Linked DNA regions of Homo sapiens: region 2 is linked to region 1. Evidence: chromatin loops called from intact Hi-C (ENCODE). Cell type or tissue: Caco-2. All regions are shown on one strand.

Region 1 (2,500 bases):
CTCATCTTTGTATCTCTAATGCCCACTATGTGGCATATATATATATGTGCTCAAAAACGTTAAATACATAAACTCTCAAAAATTATTTACTGAGCTTTACCATAAAAGTTTATGATACAAATATTAGCCTATCAGTAATGATGTGAAGTTAGCATTTGAAAAAATAATGTCTGGCAGACTAAATAAGCTACACTGCATTTCCTTTTAGGAATGGTCAGTACTGGAAAGATTTTAGACCTAGCAGTATTGATCTCCAATTATATGCACCTTAACTTTTCTTCAGCAACTCACTTCTATGGCCATATCAGATAGCTTTTCTTTTCTTTTTTTTCTTTTTTTTTATTTTTTTTGAGATGGAGTTTCGCTCTTGTTGCCCAGGCTGGAGTGCAATGGCCCGATCTCAGCTCACTGCAACTTCCACCTCCCGGGCTCAAGCAATTCTCCTGTCTCAGCCTCCCGAGTAGCTGGGATTACAGGCATGGGCCACCACACCCAGCTAATTTTGCATTTTTAGTAGAGACAGGGTTTCACCGTGTTGGTCAGACTGGTCTCGAACTCCCGACCTCAGGTGATCCACCCGCCTCAGCCTCCCAAAGTGGTAGGATTATAGGCATAAGCCACGGCGCCCAGCCTCAGATAGCTTTTCCTAAACCAGATCTACTTCACTTCTAAAATCTTAAACTTCAATGTGACAGTTTCAGACAAAATCTCCAACCCTTCCAATTATCTCATTCCTTTACTCCATTACTTTTCCACCTAGATAGCATTCCCAATCCTTTGACGGTTCTTTCCTTTTCTCTCCAGGCTATCAGCTACCGCCCTCTCCTCCCCTTCCTTATATATCCTCAATCTAGTGGCCAATCCCATCAACACAAAGTGAGGCACTCTAATCCCTCTCATCACTTTGCCATTCAGGCACCAAATCCTGCATGTGTTTAACCCTTCTGAATGTCCATAATGAATATTCTTTTTTTCTTTTTTGAGACCAGGTTATGAGACTGGCTAATTTTTGTATTTGGGGTAGAGACAGAGTTTTCATCATGTTTCCCAGACTGATCTCAAACTGCTGGGCTCAAGTGATCTGCCTGACTTGGCCTCCCAAAGTGCTTGGATTACAGGCATGAGCCACCACACCTGGCCCCATTTTCTACTTAAGTTACTCAGAGTCCATTTGTAGACTCCGTATTTCCACCCCAGATATTGCTCCTAAACCCTAGACTTCAAAAATAAGACTGCTTTAATGAGCATATCCCTCTTACCTTTATTAGTAGTCACTCCTCACCCCCAGGATAAAGTTCAATTTCCTTAATGTAGCAAATGAGGCCCTTGGAAATCTAATTTAGTGCACTGCCTATTACAGATGACTAATGGAGCAACAAGCCTAACTCAAAATAGCCCTCTCCATTACCATATTTTTGCTGTACAACCCTTTGCCATTGCTAATTGAACCATGGGTAGACAAAACTGGGTCACAAAGGCTTTCTCTCTAGGGGATTCTGAAACCTGACAGGAGAGATCAAAGACTGGGAATTATGGAAGATAGGCCAGCACTCTAAAGCTGTAGCTCCCAACCAGGAGTAATTTTGCCTCCTATGAGACATTTGGCAATGTCTGGAGACATTAAACATCCTACAATGCACAGAACAGCCTTCACAACAAAGAACTATCTATTTCAAAATGCCAATGATGCCAAGGTTAAAAAACCCTGCTGCTACTTTAAGAGGAAGGTCCAAGAACTCTTCCAATGAGATTCTAGGAGCTAGCTGGTTCCTGTTCTTTCCTTGATTTGGTTGTTCAGATATTCTTCTGCTTTCTGTTACATTTCCCTTTTTACTTAAATAGATCAGCTTTCTGATGTTTGCAGGCAAAACAACTTTACTAGCACAGAACCCTAGCTCAATCATACGACACACACCTGTACACTTTAAGCTGGTTTCTCAATCTCGGAACTACTGACATTTGGGCAAATAATTATTTGTTGTGAGGGAATATGCTGTGCAATGTAGAACGTCTAGCAGCATCCCTGGCCTCTATTCACTAGATGGCAGTAGTATTACCCTCCCCTCCAAGTCTTGACAATTAAAAATATCTCCAGACACTGCCAAATGTCACCTCAAGACAAACTGACCCTGGTTGACAACTGCTGCTTTAAACTATACGATGACTCCACCGAGGTGAGGTGAATGTCTGCCCAGTCAACTCCCACTCCCAGGAAACCTTGTGCAGAGCACAGTATGCCCTTAGCCTAAGGGAGCGAAGGAGAAGAGAGTGTCTGTATCCAAAACTTCCCTACCCCTTTTCAGGTCCTGGCTTAATTAAATATACGTCCACTTTGCCGATTTGCAAGCGCCTGTTCACAGGTGTGTACATGTGTATACACATACACATACACACACACACACACACACTAATGTCTTGAGCTGAAAGGTAGCTTCTGCTTTTATTTCCTTTCTCACATTTGTTACGACTTCTCTTTAGAAGTTTCCATTCCCATGTGAAA
Region 2 (2,500 bases), 440 kb after region 1:
CTACAAAAAACACAAAAATTAGCCCGGTGTGGTGGCACAGGCCTGTAATCCTGGCTACTCTGGAGGCTGAGGTGGGAGGATCTCTTGAGTCCGTGAGATCAAGGCTGCAGTGAGCCGAGATCGTGCCACCGCACTCCAGCCTGGGTGACAGGGCAAGACCCTGTCTCAAAAAAAAAAAAAAAAAAAAAAAAAAAAAAAAAAGAAGGGCCTGGGCTGCAACACAGGCCTCGGGGACAAAGCCAGTGATTTTTTTAAAAAATTATTTATTTATTTATTTTATTTTTTGCTATGAAACAAGCCACATTTACAGATATAACCGACTTGGGATTGTTACACTGATGTCTAGTCTCGGCTTTATTTCAACCCTGGGAGCTAGTAAGCATCCCTTACGTTGAAGTTCATTGTTTTTTTGTTTTGTTTTGTTTTGTTTTCAGGCTCCGGTGTTTGCTGAAGAGTCAACATCCTCCTTTTGTGACTTGGGACTACAGGATTCCTCCTCATCCCTCCGCACCTGAGAAGAGGGGCCTCTCTCTGAAAGATTTCTGCTGAGGACCCCCATTCCTGCTGGGTTCCAGGCTGCGTCTCTGGAAACCGTGGCGCCCTCAGGTCAGCCAGCTCCCGAGTGGATGTGGGGTTGGGAGCGGCTCTTAACAGACCAGGATAAAACTCAGGGAAGCGCCTTCAGCTGCACCGCAACATTCCAGGACGCTCAGAAGCAATTATTACAGGCGAGGTTCATTCACCTCTCAGGCCTGTGGGAACAACAGGACGGGCTGTGGCTTTCGAACTGGCTGTCGCTGAAAGGCCAGATCGGAGGACCTGCTCTGACTGAACCACTTCGCCTTTCAGTGAACAGAGGGACTTGGCCACCGAAGCTCCGAGACGCCCGGAGGCGCAGCGCTGGACGCGCTGACAGGCGAGCGCCCACGGGTCGCGTGCTTCCCGGCAGCCCGGGGGCGGGGCCTCAGACCACGCCCCCGCCTTATGATTGGTCCCTTCGAAACAGGCGGCGGCCAGCGGCTACTGACCCTGAGGCCCAGGCGGCGGCGGCAGCGGCGGCGGTTGGTCAGGGGCGTGTTGGCCCCGCACAGATTGAGCCGAGTTGTCGCCCCGCTGGGAGAAGTGACCCTCCTGCGCCTGGTGAGTACTTCCCTGTTTGTCTTCTCTTTTCCTGGCGAACTTTTACGCGCTGTCTCGGGGCCTCCGCGCCTCAGCCTGAGGGCTCCAGGAGCCCCCCGCTCTCTGAGGCCCCGAAGCTGAGGTTTGTTGGGTCTCCCGGCTGCGGGAGCCAGTACGCTCTGCGTTTGCCTGGCTGCGGCAGTCGCGTGCTCTGATTGGCTCCTGGGGCCGTCAAGGTGACGTTGCGCCTGCCTTCACCTGTCCACCCAAGTGCGGAGAGAGGGGCGACAGGTGTGCGGGGCGGTTGGGGCTGCTGGTGTGGGCGAGCTCAGCTGGGGAGGAGGGATCCAGCCGCTACTCGCCCTGCTTTAAATCCAGAGCGGTATCAGAGCCCGAAGGTACTGTGGGATCTTCAGGGGCACCCTCATCCCTAAGCGCCTGGCACTTAGAGGGTCTGTTTTTTTCTGTTCATCATCCTCGGAAAGAATTGATGAAGTCTCTGGCCCTGCAAAGAGAAAGAGACAGACAGTTATTCTTGCCCTCTAGCAAGGTTTATAGGCTCTTCCCTGTTTTTTCTCCCAGTCCATGCAGGGTCTAGAACGCCCACATGTGCGGAACTGGGGAATAGAGCTGGAGACCCTGCGCGATGCCTTCCGCCCACAACCCTCAGTTTGGAGGACTGCCCGGGGAGAGGCTGGCAAAAGAAAGGGAAGGCTTGTAGAGTGCCTTGGAAGTCAGAGGAAAGTTTTGGAGGGCGTGCTCCTCTATGCAGTCACCCGTGGTTCCTTTCCTAATCTTTTCACACCGAGGGATTGAATGTTGTAAATTTGAGTGCTTTGTGGCATGGCATGGTGGAATAGCTGATCCCCAGTGGTTGCAAAGAGATGATTTTAGGTCAGAGCCTGGGTTTTGCTTCGCTTGTGTGAAGAGCAAAAAACAAACAAACAAAAACAACAAGAACAACAGAACCGCTTTGTGAATTGCTATCTGATCACCTGTCTTGGCACTTAAATGATTAGAAATTGAAATTCTCACCACCTCAGATTCCCTTTGGGAACAAATTGGAACTGTTTCAAATGACAGAAGTGGAAACTCTAGTGATCTGGTGTAGATGCCGATACCTGTTGTCTGACTCATCTGTTTCAAAATCTCATTAGAAACCAACTGTCATTGAACAGTAGGTGTTTGCTATCTGACATTGAATTAGAAGTAGTAATTTTTTTTTTTTTAGCGTGACAGAGTTGCTAAGCAGGGGGGCTCTGAAATCAGACTTCATTGGATATCTGACTTTAGACACATTATTTAATCCTTCTAAGCCTAAATTTCCTAGTCTGTGAAAGAAGGTTAATAATAGTTCCTACTTTATTGAGAGGATTGTTGT

What was found. A loop is a pair of places that touch in the nucleus more often than their neighbours do. Peaks named below come from ENCODE experiments on the same cell type or tissue, not always from the same donor. Only the 100,000 strongest peaks of a DNase experiment are listed, where the experiment ranks them.
Region 2: it touches region 1 in a loop (5-fold over the local background); 8 of 110 quality-filtered maps call a loop at or near these places.

What each region holds. Positions count from the first base shown.
Region 1 is chr12:100,136,479-100,138,978 of GRCh38, forward strand. All of the region lies in intron 1 of BLTP3B (bridge-like lipid transfer protein family member 3B), which reads right to left. Among named protein-coding and RNA genes, the nearest start is that of BLTP3B, 5.1 kb to the right of the region's middle. RefSeq lists a silencer at 2,273-2,422. In Caco-2, no CTCF peak of the experiment used is centred here; no DNase peak of the experiment used is centred here.
Region 2 is chr12:100,572,646-100,575,145 of GRCh38, forward strand. GAS2L3 (growth arrest specific 2 like 3) reads left to right here and starts at 1,039. Exons shown (of 10, transcript NM_174942.3): 1 at 1,039-1,140. RefSeq lists a silencer at 884-1,013 and an enhancer at 1,044-1,333. In Caco-2, no CTCF peak of the experiment used is centred here; DNase peaks (open chromatin) are centred at 976 and 1,336; H3K4me3 peaks cover 2,210 bases.